Regions from separate parts of the Homo sapiens genome. Here region 2 is linked to region 1. A link is a loop called in an ENCODE intact Hi-C map of the cell type or tissue named here. Cell type or tissue: ascending aorta. All regions are shown on one strand. Each heading gives the region's core, and the rest is flanking DNA. Links, peaks and the distances in the headings are about the cores only.

Region 1 (12,189 bases), core at 4,207-9,206:
ATGGGCACAGTCCTCCCCAGCCCGGCTCATGTCACGATCTTCCAGGAACAGCCTGTACTTTGGCATGGCCCTGAGAAAGAGCAAAGACGGTGTTGCCCATCCTGTTCCAATCTTGTCACAGGAAGGATATGTGTCTGGCCATGTCCAGCAGATGTTTCAGGCCAAGTGTGTAGCCCAGGATAGCTTCCTGGGCAGCTGGCCCCAGGTTGGGTGTGGGGGAAGGGAGGGCAAAGGTCAACATTGAGAAGGGACAGCAAAAAGGGCTCAGGGTAGAATTTCAGACCCGATTGCCTAGGGCAGATTGGGGTAAGGTGTTCCCAAGCTTCTTACAGGGTCAGCCGCCATGAGGGTCACCCAGGTACCACGTTGGAGGCCTGCTTAGCCAACCTCGACTAGATGTGAGTGGCTCTTCTCTACACACCCAACTGAGACCACAAATCCCAGATGCATGAACCTGCTGGGTCTGGCCCACCCCAAGCCAGGAGGCAGTGTGGTCAGAATGCCACACCATATGCCAGGAGCTTGGTGTGCCACTCTTGGCTCTGCTATTGCATTCAGGATGTCACTTTATCTCTCCAGGACTCAGTTTCCCCTTCTGGAAAATGGAGCAATACACACTAGCCCACCATTTGTGGAATGCCTGGGTACTGTGCCCAGAGATCTTTTGATGTTTAATCTCATTGCTCACCTGATTCTGAATACAAAAGTTGAGGCTTCAGGAGGAAGCAGGCTGCCCAAGCCCATGATCCATGGAGGCAGCTTGTATGTGGGTCTGGCTGACTGGGTGCTGGTGCAGAGCTGAGCTGGGGCAGCTGCCTGTTGGCTCTGAGACCACTGTGCTTGCTGGGCTCGGTCTGCCCCACCCCATCCTCCCCTGGAACAGGTTTTCTACTCAGAAGTTGGCCTCTAAGGATCTCCCACCCAAAGGGCTGAAGCTCTGGATGCTCATTTTTCCCTGACTCGCTTGGGAGCCTGGTGAGATGTAAGGGACCCCCTGTTTTTCATCCCTCTCTTCACTCTCTCCTCCTAGCTGCATTCTCTGCCCAGCTCTGGATCCTGGAGGTGAGATCAAATGGGAGAATTCTGTTGGCCCAGGCAATGTCATCTTCCTTCAGATGTGTGACACCTTCCTAAGTCTGGCCAGGCAGCAGGGACAGAGACTCAGGCCCACCTGGGACCTGGTGACCCAGGCTGTTCAGTGGCAGCCAGAGGTGGGGGCACAGACTAGGGGTGTTCATTGTACAGACACCCTTATATCCTGAAGGGGATCCAGCTGGGATTAGGCTGGATGCCAAATAAGACAGGCAGCATGTGGAAGCCCAGGACCCGGGTTCAAGTCCTACATCCACTAGAGCAGGCTAGGAGAGCTTAGATAAGTCACTCATCTGTCCATCCATGCATCAACCACCCACAATCCATACAACACACATTTATAAGGCATCCTCTGTGTGTCAGGTGCCATGAGCAGGTGAAAACCTGCCCTCAGAGGTTGCAAAGGTGTAAGCATGGGAACAATCTCATAAGAACAGAGAGATGAGAGCAGGGTGTGTGCAAGCAGGATCCTGGTGTTGTGCAGGGTACAGCTTGCCCTAGTGGACAATGATGATGCAGCAGAGGTGGACCCAGAGACGACCAGGCAGTTGGGGCTCCAGGTTGGGTGCACACGTGTGCATGTGTCACAGGACTCTGACTCTGGGGGCTGTTGGTAGAAGCCTGGAGGCCCCATATCCCTGCGGTAGTCGCCACACTACAGCAAAGTAGTGTGTTTGACAGGAAATACCTCGGCAGCCATTGCAATTTAGGTTGCAGAGCACAGAGCAGTTGCCCCCGCGATGGTCAGGAAGCCCAGACCAGCAGAAAGGGGTGGAGAGAAGGGACTTCACCTGCTCTGCCCTCAGACTCTGCTCCCAGCTTCTGGCCTCAGGCTACACCAAGCCCCAGGATCCAGTGCGTGCATTAAAGGAAGTCCGCAAAGCCTTCCTGGCCTTCTTATCAGGGATGGCTTTGGGAAGGCGTGGGTTGGCAGCAAGGCCTCTAGGGGGCCACCCTGGAGTTAGGCTTAGGGACGAGGGGGTAGCGTGACTTTTTTGTGGCAGCTCTCAAATGCTGGTGTCCAGCCTCCCAGTGCAGTCCCATCTCCTTCCTGTCTCTAACCTACCTCGTTGTGGTGGCTTCATCTCTGGCTGGGCCAGAACCCCACTGGAAGACTACAGTGGACACCTCTCTGAGGCCCACTCCAGCCAACTGGGTGGGTGAACTCAGCTTAGTCTCTTGACCTCTTTGGGCTGGGAGTACCCTTCTGAGCAGGTACCTTTGGGCCTCCAAGTCCCCAAGGGAAACAAAGAAAGGGACTTTCAATCCTAGCACAGAACCAAGAAAGGAAACAGGTCAGGAAGGAGGTGGCCAAGGTACTTCTTGCATGCTGGACCTTGATGACGGGAGGCCCCACATCCCACATCAGCCTCCCTCTAGACTCCAGTGTGTCCACCCCACTCCCTCCTGGGGTAGGGCCCATCTAGCTGCTTCCAGCCAGTTGCCTGGTGCATGGTCGGTGCTTGCAGAGGGAGTGCCCTGCCTCTCTGTCTGTGCTTTCTGTAGGGGAGGATCCACTTTCAGACCCTCACACGCCCTGTTCCTTCTGCCTGGGACAGTGTACACCTCACCTGACGGAGCCTAAAGGTCACTGCCTCTGGGAAGCCTTCCAGGACCACTTTAGTCAGGCCAGGCCCTGCACGCTTGTCTTGCTTTGTCCAGCTCCATCTCCTCTTCTGAGTGAGGGGACTCCCCAAGGGCAGGCCTGGGCCCCCAGCATGCCCTGGGCTGTGCCGGGGCTCTCAGGAGAGCTTTTAACTTCCTCTTATCTGCCATTCCTACTCCTGAACACAGTCTGCTATCTTTCCCCTGGAAGAGCTGAGCAGGAGGGGAAGCAGCCACTTCACCTCAGCAAGACCTCTTGGATGCCGCTTTCTGGGTTTTTGCCACTCCCCTAGCAGCCATCTTCCCTGAGGGCTACCAGGGCTTCGGGCATCCATCTCTTCTCTTCCAGAGCTACCTTCTGCAGGAGAGATCGTGAGCAGGAAGGGAACAGGGCTAGGAAAGGGGGCTGGGGGCTCCAGGGGAAGATCCCTGAAAGACACACTGCACCCCAGCTGTCTGTCCCTGCAGCATGCGATGGAGGCTGGGGGTGGGGGATGGGGGAGATGGCAGGGGCTGGTCCTCGGTCCAAATCCAGGTCACTCCCAGCCTGTTCAGCAGCCGCTCAGTAATTAGGGGCCAGCAGGACGTGGGCAGGCAGGTGGCAGGAAGCCTAATTGTCTGATTTTTCAGGTAATTAACAGGCGGCTGTCTGGCCAGTCCCCACGGGGCCCAGCATCCGCCACCCCATCCCCTGGGCAGCCCTAGGTACCTAATGAGGCCAATTACTGAGTGGTGCCCAGGTTCTCATTAGCCACCTGGAAAGGTCATGTGGGACTGGCACCGGGGGGCAGGGCTCAGCCAGCCATGGTGGAGGCTGGGCCTCTCCCCGAGAAATCGGGGTGCAGCATGGACAGGCTGCTGGGCTCTGCTGCTGCCTGTTGAGGGGTAGCCCGTCCGACAGCTGGGACCTCTCTTCACAGCTCCCTTTTCAGGACAGCAGCTTTAGGTCAAACGCCAAACTCCCTTGCCACCTCCCAGCCATGTGGACTTGGGTATGTCAAGCCCCAATCTGGCCCTGGGATTCCTGGATCAGAGATGATGGACGTAAAGCCCAGTAGGTGCCCCGCACGTGGGTGGGCACTCACCTTCCAACAGTGCCAATTCCTGTCCTGACTCTACTTGTGAGGAGCAAGAGGACAGAGGGGATAGAGCCTGAGGTCACCAACATGTCAGGAGCCCACTCTGCAGGGCCCTGGAGGCTGAGGGCAGCAGGGACAGCTCCCTGGGATTCACCCCAGGGGACCTCAGCACCTGGGTGGGGAGTCTTAGGAGGGGTCAGTAGAGGTGGCCAGACCAGGCTGGGGGTGCTCTAGAAATGGCTGGACATCCAGGGCATCTGAGCTGGAGGAGGAGGGGAAGCAGGCAATCACCAGGAAATGAGGGGATTCGGAGACCATGGTGGAGCCCTCCCCCTCCCTGGGTGCTCTGGGACATGTAGTGAAAGAGCCCGGAGTCCCCACGCTCCTGTCCGAGGCAAGAGCTCGTTTTGTCTTGGTCAATTCTCGCCATTTTCAGCCCAGGAAATCAGGGGAGGTCTGCATCCTAGGATGTTGAGCCTTTTGGGCTTCTGTGGCTCTTCTGTTTTAAGAATTTTGTGACCTAATTCCATGCTGACAAATTCCATGCTGTTCCGGCTTCTGTAATTGTCAGCTAACGCTACTTTTGGTCCTGCTGCTGGCCTAGAATCTAAGTTAAGGGTTTCCAAAATGTGTCCCCCAGGAGTTCTTGGGTAGAGGCGGAAGTGAGGGGTGAAGGGATACCTGACCCCACAACTGAAGCAGCTTGCCTTTGGTCACTGGGAAAATATTGGTAGCTGCCCCTTTGTGAGCTCTTGCCTTGTGCAGGAAATCCGTCTCTATGGTTGTGTTTTGTCTTCATAAAACCCCAAAAGGAAGATAACATCACAGTCCCATTTCCCAGATGAGGATGCTGAGGCTATTCCAGGCTAAGGCTGAGCAGCTTGCCTCAGGTCTCAGAGCTTATAGGAAGAGCCGGGACTTGGATCCAGTTTCCACTCTGAGCCACCGGGAATATGGGTTCCTTAGAAAAAAAACTAGCTGCAGGGTTGGGGATGTGTGTGTCACATTTATCTAAACTTGTTTCCTCCAAGTCGGGGTGTGGACGCTGGCCTCTCTGTCCCAGGGAAGCGTGGTTCTAGTGCCAGGTCACCCAAGGACCCCTGCATCCCGCCACGCAGTGTGGTGTCTGTGTGTTTGAGGGCCCGTCTGCCTGTTTCCCTTCCCTCTGCTGTGGGCTCTGCTTTGCTCACGGTCCAAACCAATAAGATCCAGCCCAGAAATAGCATATGTTTCCAGCCTCTGCTCCTCCAAGTCATACATCGCCTGGTGTGATGTGTCCCTGTGTCAGCCTGCTTCAAGACTCAGGGCGGGGGTGGCTGAGGAGGGAGTGTGAGGAGCACGCAGGGCCACCTCCAGGTTGAGATTTAGAGGTGAAGAGCCGGGTGAGCCCAGGACACAGCCTCAGAAGGCAAGTGGGGACCAGTATTCCCTAGGCCTGGGGCCGGGTTGGGGGCTCAGCCTGGGTTGGGAGTCAGAGGTTGATGGCCCAGATTCATCCTGGGCCTAAGGGTTGAGACTTTAGAAACTAGCTGGGCACGGTGGCTCACGCCTGTAATCCCAGCACTTTGGGAGGCTGAGGCGGGTGGATCACCTGAGGTCAGGAGTTCGAGACCAGCCTGACCAACATGGAGAAACCCCATCTCTACTAAAAATACAAAAAATTAGCCAGGCGTGGTGGCGCGTGTCTGCAATCCCAGCTACTCAGGAGGCTGAGGCAGGAGAATCGCTTGAACACGGGAGGCGAAGGTTGTGGTGACCCAAGATCGTGTTATTGCACTCCAGCCTGGGCGACAAGAGCGAAACTCCGTCTCAAAAAAAAAAGAAACTAGAGTTGGGGCCCAAAGGTTTGGGCTTCAGTCTTGTCTAGCAGTCAGAGGTCCAGACTCAGCTTGGAGTTAGGAGTTAGAGGGCCGGGTTCACTGTTCACCGCAAACTGACCTTTGACCCTGACTCCGACCCCAAACTGAGCTTGGACCTTCATCCTCGTCAGGACTCAGGCTAGTCCCAAAGGCCACGACTGCCTGAGGAAGAGGTCCCCAAAGACCCAGAAGCCTTCCTATTTTCTGGAGACGACTCAGAGCAGGACTGGTAACAAAGAGATGCCTGAAAAATGGGCGTCTAGGGCTTGGACATGACCACGCACAGGGTGGTAGCCAGGTGCGGTGGCACGCGCCTGCAGTCCCAGCTACTCAGGAAGCTGAGGCAGGAGGATCGCCGGAGCCCAGAAGTTTGAGGTTACAGTGAACTATGACAGTGCCACTGCACTCCAGCCTGGATGACAGAGCAAGACCGTGACTCTAGAAAGAAAGCAAAGGGCTTGGACCGAATCTTGTTCCCGAAGGCCTCCAGCCCCGGCTGCCTGCCTGCTCCCAGGGTGTGCTTCCCCTGAAAACTTGGCTGCTCATCTCTGAAATGTGGGTGATCACAGCACCCACCTTCACGTCGATCACGCTCCCTCTGGGTTGCCGATTTCTACCCTCAAGGCTGTAGCCTCGAGGGACCAGGGGTAGCTGAGATATTAAGTGCGGATGAGTGTTTGAGGCGGGTGTGTGAGACACCTAGCGTGGGTTCGTGCCCCTTCCCTACCTCCACGGCATGGGGGCCTCAGGGACGGGGCTGAGCCAAGGCTGTAGGTCCCCAGTCACAGCCCAGGGCCCCATCACTTCCCAGGCTACCTCCAAGAGGTAGCCCTGCGGCCTGTTCAGGCCTCATATGTCCCACCTGAGCAGGGGACAGGCAGTACTGTCCAGGGAATCTTTTCCAGGCCTCCATTCGGCCAGCTGGGTTTTCCCGCCTCTTCTCCATTCTGGGCCCAGCGTGGAGAGACATTTGGGGACCAGCCCACATGGCGGCCAGTGGAGGAGCCAGGGTGGAGTAAGCAAGCAGGAATGAGAGGCCAGCGGGCAGCGGAAAAGGGTGCGAGGGGGAAGCCTTATCACAGGCTTCTCTGTTCTCACCTCCCACGGGGCCTGGTCACAAACCGGCCTCAGGCACCAACCCACAACTGGGGCAAGAGGTCTCCCCTCCCCAGGGGACCACAGGAAGATTCAACCAAGGGGGAAACCAGTCCTGTGTGAGGGGCAGAGGGGTGGGGGCTGGAGGAGGAGAGCACCCCTGGGGGACAGCAGTGGTGGAGTTCAGAGCCAGCAAGGGAGGGGTGGACGACAGGGGGATTGCTCTGCTGCCCAGCATGGGAGGCCTCCAGGGTTTGGCTGTCAAAGTCCCGGTCACCTCCTCCAGCTGAGCTATTAATACCCAGCTACGACCCACGCACCCTTGCTGGGAGGACGCCGAGTTCCTCAGGGAGCTAAAAATGGTTTCCCATGGGGGCAGGCAAGCCCTCCTCCCTCTCTTCTTGTCAGAGGAGCTAAGGCCAAAGGCCAGGCTGGCTTGGAAGGGGACGGGGCCAGAGTGGAGGGGCAGAGAGAAGCGGGTGGCTGAGGATTCCAGTTGGGAGCAGGAAGGCACTCATCCAGTCCAATCCCCATTGCTCAGAAACCCGAGAGGGAGGGGGCTTGCCAGTGGCCCGTTCCAGGAGGGGACCACACCAAGGTCTCCTGGCTCCTTGCCCCCATCCGGACTTTCTCCTTTCCCTCAGGTCTTCGTTTGGGCCTCCCCAGGCTGCAGTGGGGCTGGAGACTGAGGACTGCCTGTCACCTCCTGCCAGGAGGGGCCTAGAGGAAAAAAGGGGGCTCCAGGGAGACGTTTGGAGCCTCTGGTAGGAGCTGGGCTGCCTAAAGCATGGCCACTTATGTTTCTGTTTCATGTGCAAAATCTTGTTTATCCACAGCATTGTCTGAGAAGGGAATTACTGGCAGCACCATTTTACAGATAACAAAATTGAGGCTCAGTCATCTCCCCAGAGCTTGAGCTGGAAGGAGCCAGGCTGCCTGACTCCAGACCCTATCCTGTGTTGCCTCCTGTTATGGGTTATTGGAAAAGGAGATTTCCTGGTGTGTTAGCCGGGGGCCCACGAAAAAGGTGTTTCCATCCCAATGTCCTGGTCATCACAGTGTCCGGGCCCACTGAGGGGCATGGACCAAGAATGAGGAGGCTGCACGGGTGCCCTTCTGCATTGACCAACCCTCCTGCCTGGACCCATTGGCCACTTCTTTCTCCATTCCTGGGGCTCAAGGGCACATCCTCAAGGCCTGTGCTGGTCTTCTGGCCTCAAGGCCACCCAAGGCCACCTGTTTCCTGCTGTGTCCTTTTTTCTCATGGCAGATGCTCTAGGGTCCAGACATAGACCCCAGAAGAGTGCAGACTTGGCCAGCAGATTCCAGACAAGAGAGTGGCTGACAGAGGTGTCAGCCCCAGAGGTCCCCCCGTGCTGGAAATCCCGACAGCTGCCTGGCTAATAGATCCTGGGTACCAAGCCCTGACCCCGGGCAGCCAGCGGCCGTGTCAGGGGTCCAGAGAAGTTGGGGGAGGTGATGGCTGGAGCCAGGGCAGTCTGCCTGTGGTTAGCGAGGCCGTCAACACCTTCTGGGTTGCCAAGGCAGAGTGGGGTAGGGGTCTGGGAGAGGGGTCCTGCCCTGGCCTGGAGAGAGACAGTCTCTGGCCTGGCCTGGAGGTAAGGGTAGAGGCAGCTTCTGCCCTAAGGGTTCTGGGAAGGCTAAAGGATGTAGGCTGAAGGAGACCTGGCTCTAGCTTAGGAATGTAAGGAGGGAGACAGGCCCCTGGCCTTTGGAGCTGGTAGAGGGGGTTTATTTCCTAATGGCTGGTGGGGACTGGGGTGCTGAGGGGTTGTCTCAGACTGACTTCACTTCTCCATCCAGGAAATGAGCTGGCCTAACTCTGCCTGGATTTTCCTCAGCCCCTGGGGAGGGTCCTTGCCTTTGAGCTGGGGTAGGGAGAGACTGGCCACCCTCAGAGACCGGGTTCCAAAGGAGCCTCTCCCGGGATGGGCCCAGGGTGGCTGCCACCTCCTACCTGCTCCCTTGCCCCCCATGCCTTCGGTTCTCCTAATGTCCTAACATCCACATGCTCTCCTGCTCTGGGGCCACTCTCCAGGCAGTCTTCCTAGATTGATACAGGCTGGGAGGAACCATGTTCCCAACGCCCAAAGCAGGCCTGGAGCACCCCTGCCTGCCCCTGCTCTTAGGAACCCTCCCCAGCAAGGCCTGGCCTGAGGCCGTGGGCCTCCACCTTCCTTTTCCTGTTCTTTTCTCGGTGCTGCCTCTCTCCAGGCTGTCTCCTACACAGCAGCCCTCTGGTTCTCCCTTGTGTCTCTCCATCTTGTTTCCCTGGGTTTTATCTTTGTCCCTTGGTTTCAGACTCAGACCCGGCTGTGTCTCTGGTTCAGTCTCCATTCTGCCTCTCTGCCTCTGCAGTTGGACTGGTGACTCCCTGTCCCCTCTCTAGCTCTGCTTGGCTCTCTCTTGTCCTGTCTCTGATTATCTCCACCTCTTTGTCATTGTGACTCTGGAACCCTCCCTGCCTGGCCAGGATGCCTGCTCAGACATCTGCTCCAACTGCCACGCACTGGGCCCCATGAAGAGCTTAGGGGACTTGTAGTCTCAGCTCTGGCCCAGTGCCAGGGGAGCTCCTGTGATTCCCAGGAGGCAAGCGAGGGAGAGACGAGACAGAGGGCCGCGTGCCTGCTCTGCTTGTCCCTTGGGGAGCCTAATGATGCTGGGCCTCCCCTTGGTCAGGCCATTGGCCATGCCCCCCCACCCTGGCTCCCAACTCCCAGCACCACATGGCTCATGGTCACCCCCAACGCCCCCACTATGGCTGTGTGACCCTGGATGAGTTTCTGAGCCTCAGTTTCCTCTTCGACAGAGTGGAACCAATTCCAAGGCCAGCTTCAGCAGGCATCAGAAGGTTAAATGTCAATGCACATGGCAGGCATCTGGCACTGTGCCCAGCATGCTGTGGCGCTCAGTAGAGTCCCCGTTACCATCACTGTGGCGGTTATTCTTCAGGATCCCCAGAGCCATGGCCAGTCGGATGGGGGCTGGGTGGAGCCTCTGCTGCTTGTCCCCATGTGCACCCTGCGTCCCACGCCCGTCCTTCCTCTGCTGGGCAGTAGACGCCCCCACAACCTGGGACCTGCCTGTCTTCGGAGCCAGTCTGAATTGTACACAGTGATGCTCACCCAATTAATTTTCACTGGCTTGGGGATATATTTTTTTTAAGAAGACATTTTTCCAGGGGGAAAAACACGCAGGAGCTATAATTAGTTGGGAAGAGGAAAGAAGAGCGGAGTGTGTGAATCACCAGCCCCAGTGACAGACTGTTGGAGCCGAGCAGAAGTTTCAAGAGAAGCCACTGGGTTGTGGGTGAGTTGGGGTGGTGTGTCGTGGGGATGGCGCGCTGCCGCAGGCAGGCTGGGGTCCTGGAACACCAGGTCCAGGGATGGGCACCTTCACCCCTCACCCTGAAGAGTCTTTTGCCCCGCCTCTCCCCAGACCCTGTCACCCGACACCCTATCCCAGCGTTCAGCTTCCCTGCAGCTCCTGTCTGCCCTGACTGACCCCAGGACCTCTCCCCTCCCCAGTCCTTGCTGACACAAGCCTGAGCAGAGAGACTAGCACTCAAATGAGGAGAGAGAAACTGTAGAGGATTTGAGCTCCAGGGTTTGGAGACTGTCCAGTCCAACTCCTTATTCATTCATTCATTCATTCATTCATTCATGCATGCATGCATTCATTCACTTAGTCATCAAATACTGAACTACTGCTCTGTGCCTAGCCCACAGACAAGCAAACTGAGGCCCAGGGAAGTGCCAGGCCTTGCCCAAGGCCATACATCTGTGAGTGGTGCAGCCTCTCTGCCTGTCCGTCATCACTAGCTCTGCTGAGCCAGGCCCTGGCCAGGGCTCTGACCACCAAGGTGACCACAACTGGAACCCACTCTCACAGAGCCCCTATCCCAATGGGGAAGCAACCAGGTACCTGTTAGACAAGGAGCCTGGAGGTAGTTCCTGACCAGCCTGGTGGACATGGAGGACTTCCCAGGGGAGGAGGAAAAGCAGCATGACAGCGGCCATCATGCTGGGAAGGACCTTAAATGACTCAGTGTGCCTAAGCTCGGGGAGTGGCAGGAATTGGGGTCAGGGTTGCTAGAGAGTGAGGCTTCTTGGACCAGGTCATTACAATGCCCATTTTGCCCACATTTCTCCTGAGCTCCTGCCTGAATGGGCATGACCTGCTGGCCAGGGGCACCCTGGGGCAATGCTCACCATGTGGACTTGGTCCTTGGAGACCCTCCACTAGTTCTTCCTGATGCCGGGAGCACCAGTCAGTCAGTGGACCGGACAGTCAGTGACCAAGGAGTGTGGCCCTGGGTTTCTCCCTCCCTCCTTCTCCCCTGGCTGAGGACCGGCTGCCTGACTCTCTAGGGGCCCCAGCTCAGGCCTCAGGAGGGAGCACACTGGAGCAGTGTGGCCTGGAACTGAGAGCAGAGGCCCCAGGTCCCCAGGGAGGGGATGCTTCCTCCCCTGGGAGAGCGTGGCATCATTCGGCACACAGAGAGCTCCCTTCTAACCCCAGACCAAATTAGCCTTCCAAATTATAGGCTGCGTTTCCTCTAAATTGGAGACTGGGTGGGAGAACAGAGGCCCGGCTCTCCTTCCTGCTTCCTGTTCACAGAGGGCCCTCAGTTGGTCTAGTCCCAGATCACAGGACCACATTCAGAAAGAATTCAGGACACACACACCCTCCTGCCCCTCAGTTCAGGGATCCCCAGGTCCCAGACCAGCATCCAGGGCTCAGGGGAAGCCTGTACCCTTCTGGGGTTTGACAACGAACTTAGAGCCAGCATGGTTCAGATAAGGCCAACCCAGAGTTCTGAGGTCATTTTCCGGGGGGAAGTCATTCATTCAAAAAACACTTTCTGGGTACATTCTCTGTGCCAGGTACAGGACAGAATGAGAAGGTGCACAGGTGGCTGTGGGAATGCCTGGTGAGGTTAGGGAGGGCTTCCTGGAGGAAGAGGCATATAAACTGAGACCCCAAAAAATGAATGTGCTCTTGGTGAGGGGAAGAGAGGGGAAGACAATTATAGGAGGAAGGAGCATTGAACGAAAATCCCAGGAGCAGAGAGTGAGGGAGTGGGCATCAAGAAGTGGGTGGAAACATTGGTTTGTCCAGATTAGGGGGTGGGGAGGAGTGTCAGTCAGCCACATTGGGAGGATTGCATTTCATCAGGGAGGAGGCCTTTGAGCAGGGGTGAGGGGGTGGGGGGTGCTGTGCAGAAGCAGGGCTGGACCCATTGCCTGACCCAAACAGAGGGCTCCTTGGGATCTCTCACACTGGCCTCCCTTAGGCCCCTTCCACATGGCCTCAGGCCTTTGGAGAAATAATTAAATTTACTTCAAGGAAAACATGGGACACGGGTTTTATTTCACGTGACCTGAAATGAAGGTGGCTTCCTATGTTTTTGCTAATTGACTTGGGACTTTTTGTGG
Region 2 (12,189 bases), core at 2,628-7,627, 71 kb after region 1:
CACACAGGACCATGCTGTCCCAGGCCCCCCTGGCGGCCACACTGGGTTAGTCGGCGTACCATTGGCAGGGGCAGCCACATCAGGGCTCTGCCCTCGCCAGACTCAGGCAGGCACCCCATCCCCTGCCCCAGCTGGGCTCCTCCTGCACTAGGGCCTCCCAGGCAGGGCTCGAGGCACTTCCCTCTTGGCACTCAGGTGCCCCTCCGGCCTGCTCCTCTCAGTCCCCATCCTCACACCTAGGCTTCCTGGTGACTCCCCTTGCCCTACTCCTGGGACACCCTTCACCCTCTGCCTCCTCACTGCTTCTCCGTGCCCCTTTCCTATCCAAGAGCTCAGGAATAAAGGCCAGACTCTGCGGCATGGCATTCCCGTGGCCCTCCAGGCCCTATGCTGCCCACCAATACTGCCTTCCCTGCCCAACCCCGCCCACCTGAGGCCCGCCCACTCTCCTACCCTAGGAGCCTCCTTGCCCTGGCCCCGCTGCTAGGATGCCTGCCTTCCTCCCCTCATGGGTGTGGGCCCTTGGAAAATGCCACTGAGGGATTCCTAGTGGGGAACCTTGGTCCCACGTGGTAAGCACGAAGGCTCCTCAGCTACATGGCCTAGGTTCAAAGGGAAACTTGACCACTAACTCGCCGAGCAGCCTTAGGCAAGTTACCAGACTCAGGGCTTCAGTTTCTTTGTAAAACACACCTCTCATAGTCACTGCAATATTCATATTAATAGCTAATATGCATGTAGAACTTGCTCTGTCTGGCTGGGCACAGGCATGCACTATGGGGAACATGACTCCTCTAGCCATTGCCCTGGCTGAGCTCCGGGATGTTGGGGGAGCCATGGGCACAGATGGGGCTTGATGAGGCCCCAAATAGGGCAGCCTGTGGTCAGGTTTGGGAGGGTGTGAGCCATTGATGCACGTGGTGGTCTGGCTGCTTCTTTAAGTTCTCCTGTGATGAAAAGCTCCTTTTACTCACTTCCCGGGTTGTGGTTGATGTGGGCGCCCCCATGATGTCTCCCTGGTGGGACTGGGGTTCTCCAGTCTCCTCCCCACCAACACAGGAGCCAGATAACTGGGCCAGAGGTGGTGTGGTCCCCACTGCTCTGAGTCTCAGGGAGAGGGCGCAGTCACCCGGCCACACTGAGGACATTTGTGGCAGGCCAGGGCAAACGTCCTGGGGCTGGCCATTGACTCAACACCCCTGGTCTCAACTGTGCTGCACTGAATGTCTAACTTTCCTTTGGCTTCATTGCAGAGATGAAAAATGTTGAATTAATCTCCCCTGTAGCATGGTTTTGACTTCACTCAGATTCTCAAGATCTAAAACAGATACAATAAAAGGGGAATCTCTTTGCTGTGGGGTCTCATGAGCTATCAAAACAAAGCAGGGCTGCCGGGCCCCACTGCCTACCCTAGCTCTGCGTTGTATCCTGCCAACTCCAGCTTTGTCACTTGGTGTAAGCCTGTGTGCGTACACACGCAGGACCCTGACTTGCTGGTGGTGCCCTTGCTAGCCTGCTGCCACATGTCAGCAGTGACTAGGGGGCCAGCCTAGCCCTCTGCAGACAGGGCCTGCAGCACCTTCACACCACCCAAGGCTCTGCCTCCTGGCCTCAGCCACCAACCAGTACCTAATGGTCTGCAGCTCAGGGGCCTTCATGTCACAGGGTACAAACGATGCCCCTCGAGCAGCCTGTGGACATCAGTCAGCCTGCATGCCAGTGATGAGGACAAAGATTGTTCTCTATTCTTTCTCATCACTGTCTTCCTGCTCCTAGACAGCACCTGGTACACAGCAGGTGCACACTGAGTACTGACTGGATGGACAAATGCCCTGAGTGCTATGGAAATGCAGGGAACACAGGTCCGGTGCCTGCCAGCCCAGGTCCCCCAGGCCAAAGGGCAGGTCTAATCTAGGGATGGGCCCACCCAGCTTGTGAGGAACACTCACCCCAGCGTGGGTCTTGGACCTGGTGAGCTTGAAGGGATAGAGGGAGAGTGGGGCGGGCAGTAGGAGGGGCAGGCCCCACCAGCTAGTCTTGGGAGGGAGGAAGCCTCATTGCTTTGGCAGGAAGTGGGGGCGGGAGTAAAGGAAGCAGTCCAGTTCCTCCCCTTCCCACCTCTGTCCTGGTCTGATGATGACTAAAATCTTTGAGGCCTGAACCTCAGAGGGGAAGGAATGGAGCTCCCCTCTCATGCTGATGTCTGACATGCTAACATGCCCAGGATCACACAGCCAATTCACACAAAAAAACAATTTCTAAAAAAATTCCTCCCAATCTCTCTAGGCCCAGCAACTGTCTTTTTAACCACTCCCCCTAACCCCACAGTCTGCTGCAAACAACAGAAAATGAGCTTTTGGTCCCTTGAGCCTATGGTCCGCGGTTGTTTCACATTATCTCAGGGATATAGGATTTCTCTGACGGTTTTGCATCCCCCAGCCCCAACCTCTACTGAGGATTAGCTCTCTTCGGGAAGTACACGAAACACTATTTTCTATTAGTGGATTAGCCACCAGATTAAGGAATCTTGGCTATTTACCTTGCTCATGGCTTAAAAACAACTCCTTTTAAATGAACACAGCTCTCTTTTCCATATCACTCTTTCCCCCAAAAGGAGAAGCTATAAAAAGTGGGTCCACTCAGACCATTCATAAAACCGGATGCTCCTGGGACCCATGGGGTGTTGCTCACACCCAAAGGGAGGACCTGAGCCACAGCCCCACTGACACTGGGGTGGGTTCAAGCACATCTCTGCCAGCCATGTACAGGCCACCAGGGAAGCCAAGTGTCTGACCGGGATAGGCCCCAAGGTGTAGGACACCAGTCATGCTTGGCCATAGGCTTTGCTGGACTCTGACTCCAGGGTGAGTCCAAACAGGGCTGAGCATGGGGTGTGGACCTTGACCTTGGCCGCCTTCTGCAACCCATTTCTTCAGAGGCTGACTTTTCCAACAATCCATATAAAGTAGTTAGTTAACTACTTTCCCAAGACCCAGCAAGACATGATCATCCTAAGCCAGACATCTTGATAGCTTGCTGGAGGCCTGGAAGTCTCAGTATAGCCTGGCGAGTCGGGCTGCAGCTACCACCCAACAAGGCCACCTCCGGGAGGAAGAAGGGCACAAGCCACCAGGGATGGAGTCTCAAGGCTCCCCCATCCTGCCAAGCATCCACTGATCCACAGTGGGAAAACCTGAGCAATCATCTTAGCGAGCTTTCTGGAGCCACTGGCTGGGCCCAGATCAGAAGGGCAAGGGGCACATAATTGCTTCCCAAATGCCATGCTAAGTTCAAGGCTTCCTGTGCTTCCTCTGCTTCCTCAGCCATGGCCACTGTGGGCATGATGAGGTTCTATACCCATAGTACAGGCCTGGATCAGGGCCCTTTACAGAGCGCATGGGAGGAAGCAGCAGGCCCAACTACAGCCCTTCCTGGCCCTGCTGTGGTGGTGCCTCATTCAGGAAAGCACCAAGAGGTCACGGGGTCAGCTGTGATGAAGTAGGCTGTGGCTTGCTTAATCTCAGAGCGGTGCAGGCCAGTTTGGGGCTCCTGTCATAACACAGGCCCCTTTCTTGTGGCCTGTGTTTGGCCTTTCCTTGGAGGGCCCAGGTCCCCGAGGAGCAAGAGCAAATCATGTGGAGTCCCCTCCCTTCCTCTTCTCAGAGCAAGCCTAGATTCAGCCCGAATGAGATGTCCCTGCATGGGCCTCTCTCCCTGCTCCCAGCCTCTGCTCTCCACCACCTGCTCCCTCCCGCCATCTCCCAGCCCTCCCCCAGCCCTCCCCCATCTCCAAGCCAGCTCAGAGCCTCAGAAGAAATCTCGTATGACCGACCATGAACATTCCCAGGCCCCAGAGATAACCACGGCTACTGTCGAGCCCATCTGGCAGGCAGGGGCCTTCAATCTGCAGCCTCTTTGGAAGGGGGTGCTTTCTGCCACAACCACAGACGGGATAAAAGATAGAAAACCAGAGTTTTTTGCCTGACCCCCATGGGAGCTGCCACCCAGTCCCCCTGCAAACACGAGCTTGCCCGTTTTTGAGTGCTGTTCGCAGGCTGCATGTCACGAAGGAGGCAGGGCACTGGCCCTGACCTGCGACTTGGGGAAGACACAGGCTCCCCTGTCCCGCCACATTTGCAAAGCCAGAGGAGCCTTTGGGAAAAATGCCAAAAATAGTAACAGGGCTGGGGAATCACCAGGGGCCCAGGCAGACAGACATTTCCCCCAGTCCCTCTGCCACCAAGTGTGTCCCTGGCACAGAACAGACAGTGTCTTGAGTCCCCTGTCCCCCAGAAGTAGCCTCTTAACAGAAGGAAAACAAGCCTCTTGTTTCCAAACCCCCACAAAGAAGTTCAGGTTGTCCTGAACATGACTCTGGCCAAAAGGGCAATCCATGAAGGTCCACAACAAGGAGGGTGGCTACATCCACTCTGGACCAAGCAGGTGAGCTGGCTAGATGTGCTGATGCAGAGAGGGGGCCCATTTTTGCAGAAACAACCCACCACCACCCTTATGGCCCTGTCTGCGAGTGGAAGCAGTGTTAGGAGGGCTGCACACGCCCTCCTGGGATCATGGGAAGACGCACTGGGTGACTTTCACTCTATACCCTCCCAACAAATTCTGTCTGGGTGCACGTGGGAGGACCGATCCCCATGGAAAACTGTATAACTATAAAATTGGGGGTCTATTTCCATAAGCAACAGCAGGTCCTCCCAGGAAAGAGGGATACAGAGAGCCCCTGAGAGTAGTGAGGCAGCTTGGCCCACATCAGGGCCAGGCACTGCCAACTTCCCCACCAGTGTGGAACCAGATGCCTCACCTGAGCAGCCCGTCAAATAGGAACTTCCAGGACTACCATGGGGGTGGGGGTGGGGGAGCAGGTTTAAGGTATCTCAAAGCAAATAGGCCATTCTCTATCCCCAAAGCAAACAGGCAAAAATCCTTGGCCTTGTTGAGTTAGGACAGCAAAACGCAATGACTTGAACACTTAACAAAATCGAATGCCAAAGAGACCCAAACAAGCAGGGCTGGTGGGCTTGCTCCCTGCCTGCTCCCCACCGCATGCATTTTCAAGTCCTGGAGCCCAGCAGCCTCCATGAGTCACAGGAACTGGAACGTGACATCACAGCATTGCTGTGGCCAGCCTGAAACACTGGGTGCCATAAAAAAACAGTTGGAGCAGGAATTTCATGGCTCGGTATTTTTAAAAAGCAGCAAGACGTGAAACTGGAGTCAAAAATAACTTTGCTGTGGGCTTCTGAGGCAAAACCACCAAGCCGCGTGTTGGGCCTATGCCGGGCCCCCTCACAGCAGCCTCCCCAGCTCCTGGGTCATTGTCCACACCCCAGAGATCCACCCCCTTGCCCTAAGGAAGGCCCAGGGCCTCTGCAACTTCCAGACACCACTGAAACCTGTTACTCCTGAGGGCAGCTGAGCACTGTGCAGCAGCCCTCTGGCCTCTTGAGGGTCCATGAAGGAAGCCACAGAGCCAGCGTGGAGGTGAGCTCATGTAGCAGTGGCTATTTGTGGAAACAGCCTCTCTCCCTGCTCACTGGAGAAGTTTTCCGGCATCTGTGAAAAAGACCCCTAGATCACCTGGCATCACCCCCAAGAGCACAAGGGGAAACAGTACCAGGGTCAGGCCCAGGGCCTCTGCTTGCACACCTACTGAGCGCCCATCCCTGGGCAGGCAGGCCTAGCAGCCTCGGGGTCCGGCCTAGAGTCCTCCAGGGGTGCTCAGAATGGAGGAGCCTGGCCTGGGGGGCAGGCAGATGAAAAGGCCCCAGGGGAAGTCCTGGCCCCATGTGAAGAGGCTGACCTCTGCTGCCCACCCCATGGGACAGACAGACAGAGGGGCAGCGCTTAAAATCTCCCCTTGGTGGAAAGCCAAAAAGAGGCAGAGATGGGTCTGAGCAGCTGCAGTTTCTGACTCCTTGTCTGGGTTTTTCTCTGGAAGCCTTGGGCCTCTGGGGTCAAGCCAACTTTCTCAGAAGACTTGAGGTAGGCCCAGCAGGTGAGTGACCCCAGGGCAGCCACAGGACAGGCGTGTGCTCTCTCCAGAGGGGATAGGGGAGGGGTGGGTCTCAGGACAGGATCAGAGCAGGGCCCTTGGACCCTGAGGGAGAGGCGTGCGATCTCTCAGTGGGGCGGGGAGCTCGCAGCATGTGACGCCCACGCTCCTGACCTCAGGCCTAGCAGCTCCTGAGAATTCCCATAGGGGGCTCAAGGAACAAAAAGCCCTCCAAAGAAAATCTTCAGTTCCATTGTTAGGAAATACATGTTCCCTAAAAAGCATTACAATATCTACATTCAAAGAACAGAAGTATCACATACATCTTCAAAGAGCTTCCATCTTGGGCCCTGTTGCCTAGGTCCAGGTGGAAGGGTCTGATCTAATGGGCCCCATGACCCATGCCTGATTTTCAAGTGTCTATGTGCACCCCAGTGCCTCTGTCACCTCCTGTGCCCTCCTCCTTCCCGGGGTTGGGGAATGACTTCTTTCTCCCCTCTCTTATCCTCCTGCCTAGCCAGACACTAGAGTCTCACTGGCAACTCAAAAGCATTTCTGGGACTTGAGTCCAGCGGTATGGGGACTGTGGAATGTCCACTCCTGTCATTCCTGTGCCACAAGCCTGCCCCAGTGCTTTCCCATATTGCTCCCAGGAGAACATCGACTCACTGCTGTGCTTCACAGAACAGCTGGCACCAGTCTAGCACACTCAGTTAACCAAGAGCCGCACAGCAGAGCTCAGAGGACCCAATGAGGCATCTCTCCCCATTTTACAAGGGAGGAGACTGAGGCTCTGGGATTGATGTCACCTGCCCAAGGTCACCCAGGTGATGAATGGTGGAGGTGTGCCCAGGCTGACAGGCAGGTGGCTCACTGGGTGAACAGAGCAGCCCTGAAACTCAAGGAGGAACAGTTGCTCCCCACAGCTGGTGGGGATGTGTAAAGCTGAACAAACCCCAGCTGCTCAAAGCATGGCATCAGCTGGGATCAGGGCCCAGAGAAGCTTAGCGAAGAAACCAGTGATGCCCCAAACAGCAAGCTCAGTGTTTACTGGGGCAAGGAGGGGTCATCCCCACACAGGGGCAGGCCAGGGCAAGGATGTGTCTGCTCTTTGGCTGGTGACCTAAGGGACTCGGCCTGCTGGGCTCTCTGATCACAGAGCCCTGGGCAAGAGCTTCTGGCCTTACCTTTCAGGGAGGTCAAGTTTGGTTTGCAGAATTTCTTGATGAAGCCATCCCTAACTGCACCAAAACTGTTTGGCAAGGGAAGCTAGGGATGCTCTGGCCCACAGTGGTTGAGATCAGGATCACCTGGCCTCCTGGAGAAGCCCCAGGCTGGCTGGACCCCGAGGCTGGTCCAGGCACAACAAGCCATTATTAACACATTATCTGCACCTGGCATGATGTTGCTGCCATGTGCCAGGTGGGAGGATAAAGTGAGGTCCACAAAGGGAAGTCCTTGGAAAGTGGCAGGCCTCAGATAAAAACCAGGAGGATGAAAACTATGATGAGTATGTGATCCCCACACTCTGAGGACTTTTCATCTAAAACAACTACGTGGGGAGGCCTGAAGACTGCACCTGCTCGGCTCACAAGGTCACCCCAAAGTCTATTTTCCCCATATAAATACACTTTTGAAAAATAATGTATGGATTTTATAAAAAAGGCTTTCATAAAAAAGTAAAACACCAACCCCATTTCTGGAGTTAAAGGGTTTCTGATGCTGTGCAAGTCCCAAGGGCAGTTTGGTTTCCTCTTCATCTGAAAGGCCTCTTGGCCTGGGAAGGCTGGGGGAAGCTGCCCCACTTGCTGGCTTGCTCCGGAGACCAGGAGCCTTGCAGGGGCCAGCCAAAGTGCTGTTTGTCTCATCGCCCCTGGGATGGAGCCATGATAGCACTGCCCTTGCTCGCGTCTCAACTTCTCTGTGTCCCCATCTCCACTCTACCCCAGACCCTCAGCATGGGTCAGGCCTCGACTTTGCCTAGTGTCCCGTCAGGTGAGGGTGAACTCCTGGGCTGCTGCTTCTGTTACCCCACACCAGAGGACCCATGGCCTTGACCCGGTGTCTGGACTCCCACTTGTTTCCAGTTATTCCAGTTGCCAGCTCCTCTGGGGAGGCCTGGCTCTGACCTTGGCAGATTCAGTCCTGAGTTCTTCCTGAAGGTGGGACTGGGTCTCACACAGGGCCCACCACACAGAGTGGGCTCAGTGAATGTGTGTGCATGGAAGGAACCTGCCACCTCTGCTCTGAGGGCCAAGGAATGGCTCTCCTGGGTAGGGAAGGGTCTAGCTTCATGAGGCAGTGGAAAATTGGGAGAGCTATTTCTGGTGCTGTCATGCAGATCCCCCTGGCCCCCAAGCCTTGGATAACGACAATGGCAGCAACAGGAGCAGCACCCAACACATCAGCAGTGCACGGCGTTGTCAGGTACTATTCAAGGAGCTTCCCAAGAGGCCTATGAAGTGGGTATTATTATCAGCTCTGTGTTCCAGATTTGGAAAGTAAGGCACACAGACTCAAAGTGACTTGCCCAAGGTCACTGAGCTAGGCAATGGGGAAGCCAGACAAAACCTGAGCCACTCCTCTCCATTGGCTCACTCAGCTTCCTGGCTTCCAGGCCTTTCCTTTACACAGAGGAGCCGCTGAAGGGGTCACCCTGGGGAGGACTGAGATTGGGTCCCTGACCCTCAGACTGGTGCCAGACAGGCCACAAACATCCACAGAGGTGACCTCGCCACATGGGGCCATACCAGCCTGTTGAACAGGAAGGCAGGCTTTGAAGACTGTGAGCCTCTGAAATAGGGTGTCCTACCCAGGGGCTGGAGACTCTGTGACTCACTCAGAAAACATCCCTGGCTACGGCCCGCTGCATCCCCATGGCTCTCCCCTAGAAGGATGTTCTGCAGGATGGAGGCCTGAAGGACCCAGAAGGCAGCTTCCCTCTCAAAGGCCACTCTGAAGTAGACTTCCCTGTGGGGGAGGGAAGGGATGGTGGAGGCAACAGAGGAGAACAGCACAATTCACATGGATGACTTTGTAGTAGGAATCAGTGTTGGGGTGGCTGGGCATCCTACCCCTCCAGAACACAAAGGCTCTTCAGGACTGGGCAGATGGCAAGGAGTGCTTGCTGATGGGGTGGCACCCGAGACCAATATCCACAGACCAAGTAGGAAGCCCAGCTGAACAAGCCGCTTGGGAAGATGGATGGTGGTGGCCGCCTGGCACTAAGCTTCAGGGGAGGGCTGGGTCAGTCTGGACCATCCAGAGCGGGGCCTGCTGTGGGCCTGCCTCTGCTGGGCCAATGCCAAGAGAAAGGCACAGGGAAACTTTCAACCCCCTGGTGGAGATAGCTCTGGCTGTGGCTGGAACATCTCAGCTAGAGAAAGCCCCATCTCCAGGAGAGAAAGGTTGGCCTAGAAGACAACCAACAGTCAAGCCCAAGGAGAACTTGCCAGGATTAGCACAAAGGTGCTATGCACAGTTCTGAAAATGGGTTGAACTTTAAGGCCTCAACTGGTGCTTCATCTGCAGAACTCAAGTTTCCTCGGGACGCATTGAGTCCGTCAAGAACATGCCTCGCTTTATGGCATCCAGAAACACACAGACACTGTCAGTTTTGCAAAGCAGGTGACTGGCTGATATTGTTGGCATCTGGTCGGGGGTGGCCTGCCAGTTGGATTTGCAAAGGGGCTGAATGGTGTGAGGCAGGACCAGGGTGCCACAGAAGCATTGAGACATCTAGACACCCAGCCATGGGCCAAAGGCCACAGGCCACAGGCCAGCCTTCACTTACTCTCTGCGATGCAAGTTTTTTAAAAGTTACTATCATACTCCTAACTGTGAACACATAACAAAACCTTCCATGTGCACCCCTAAAACACAGTGACAGGAAATGTTTTTAGTGTTATACTCCTCTGGATCCAATGAAGCTATTTTTAACCACCTTCTCAGACTTAATTTCCAATTTTATCCTATAAAGTTCTAATTGATTCCACCTCCCCTAATCTCTCACTTGGCGAGGCTGTGAAAAACATGAGGCAGTTGCTGACGGGTTTGAAGTGGGGTGGCTTTTAAGTCTTTGCATGCTGCTCACATCTCTCTCAGCACATGCCTTCTTCTCAGGGCTTAGCAGCCTCTCAGCAAGGTCTGTACACTGGGCCCTGGAGTCCCACAGCCCCCAGTCATGACACCTGGCCTTTCCCTTCAAGAGTGCTTTCTTCAGTGGGCCCAAGGTGTGCCATCCCAGCTGGGCTATGATGACACACCCTGGAAGAGCTTTTCTCACTTAGCCCACGATCCCAAGCTGGGGAAAGGATACCATGCCATCTCAGCTCCATTTCCGTTAGTGACATCAAGGGTCCTTTGCGTCCTTCATGTGAGCTGGACTGGAGACCACTCTTCCTTGCTTCCCCATCCCCCACCCCCTGGCTTTAACACCTCTTTTCCTCGTGGGCCACATGTGTCCCTCTTGCAGCCTCGCTCTACCCATGTGCTGGCATGGTAGAGGAGGATCTGCAGAGTCCCAGCCTGGCCTCAAGAGCCAAGGAGATGAGGAATTGGGGAACCTCTAAATCCTGCCTTGCCCCCCACCCCAAGACCACATATCCACATGACAGCCACCTGGAGCTTCACTCATTCCCTGGACGTGCCCATGGCCTCTCCAGAGCCACAGGCAGCCAGGACCTCTCTTCCTCCCTCGGGTGAAATGGCCCTGCCAAGCATGCCCCTATTGCTGGCCACCACCTCTTGTCAAGGGATTTTGCTCTTACTGAAACTGCTACACTACGAGCCTGTGTTATGGCTGCCAACCTACGCTCCAGAGGGCAGGGCCCATATCCATCTCAGTGACGAGGGTGGTCAGGGCCACAACTAACATTTATTGAGCAGCTACCTAGGGCCAGGCATGGGCCAAACATTTCCCAGATTCATCTCCCTTAATTCTCACCATGAATGTGGCAGGCAGAGCCCACAACCACCAGCACATTACAGATAAACATACCAGGGCTTGGTGAACTAAAGGGATTTCCCCAAGGTTGCACAGAGGATAAGGAAAGGTCCAGGCTCAAACTCATAGCCTAGGTTCTCAGAAGCCCTGACTCACTACTCAGTTCCCTGGCATGCCCCTGCAGTGCCCATCCAGCAAAGAGTGGGAGGAATAAACAAACACAGTGTTTCTTTCAAAGCTCTTCAGTGGCCCAGGCCAGCTCTAGGTGAGCACACTCCAGTAGTACCCAGCATTGGGGATTTTGGAGTCTAGTGGTCTGGCCAGGGCTTGAATGGCTCCAAGAGCCAGGATCCCCGGGAAGGCTCTGCAATGTCATTAATATGGACTGGAAAACAGGTCCGTTATAATTATGTTTTTAAAAATCCAGCACCTGTTGTCCAACTTCAAACGGTCCAAATGCGGGACCAAGTGCAGATGACGGGATGACGGGTGAACCCACAGTGTGGCCTACCTGAGTGAGGACATCCAGCTGGCCCACAATGTGCTCCAGCGTGCTAGTCAGTGTCTGGGGCACACTCACGGGCTCCTGGGGCTGGCTCTGCACAGACTCCACACTCCTGCCTCTGCCTGGGGGGACAGGGAAGTCCACTTCTGGCTAAAGACAGAAAGAAAAAAGTTCCTCAGTCTATCCAGTGCTTGAAGAAATACTGTGAGAGGAATAGCCCCTCCAAAGGATGAAAGGGAAAACCACCAGCAAATTTGAGAAGGTAAGCTCCAAGTGTCAGTAAGAAACAGCAGCGTGGCGGTGTTCCCACATCTGGGTCCACACACATACCTTTCCAGGCAGAGGCCTTAAGTGGGGAGTGGAATCAGAATGCCTTGTGATCCAGGCAGGAAGGGGCCTGGGGAGGAGGGCAGGTAGGCAGGCCAGTGAGTGGCCTCAGCCTGCTCTTGGAGCCCCTCAGGGAAGCTAGCTGCCTCCCATATCTTCAAGCAGCTGGCACCCACCAGCAGGCATCCAGGTGAGTCCAGAGATGCTGAAGCCTGGCCTGGGCCTGAAGTCCCTCCTCTTCCTGGTCAGCTCAACTCTAATTCCCCACCCTTCAACATGGGGGTGTGCCAGGCTTCACAAATGCCTTTCCCAGGCCCAAGAAGCTGTGGCCCAGAACTTGGTGGAAGTGTGTGTGTGGCGGGGAGAGGGGTGTTCCAACCCCACCCTGGCCCAGATCCCCTG

What was found. A loop is a pair of places that touch in the nucleus more often than their neighbours do. Peaks named below come from ENCODE experiments on the same cell type or tissue, not always from the same donor. Only the 100,000 strongest peaks of a DNase experiment are listed, where the experiment ranks them.
Region 2: a loop joins it to region 1, with 3 times the contacts of the local background. A loop is called at or near these places in 2 of 110 quality-filtered maps.

The regions. Positions count from the first base shown.
Region 1 is chr3:52,012,791-52,024,979 of GRCh38, forward strand. No RefSeq gene overlaps it. Among named protein-coding and RNA genes, the nearest start is that of RPL29, 23 kb to the left of the region's middle. RefSeq lists enhancers at 2,239-3,118, 2,794-2,863, 5,942-6,704, 6,705-7,467, 11,140-11,519. In ascending aorta, for the core only: no CTCF peak of the experiment used is centred there; DNase peaks (open chromatin) are centred at 6,751 and 7,081; H3K27ac peaks cover 5,000 bases.
Region 2 is chr3:52,085,103-52,097,291 of GRCh38, forward strand. It overlaps POC1A (POC1 centriolar protein A), which reads right to left. Exons shown (of 11, transcript NM_015426.5): 10 at 11,467-11,610. Among named protein-coding and RNA genes, the nearest start is that of LINC00696, 26 kb to the left of the region's middle. In ascending aorta, for the core only: no CTCF peak of the experiment used is centred there; DNase peaks (open chromatin) are centred at 3,515, 5,119 and 6,659; H3K27ac peaks cover 4,882 bases.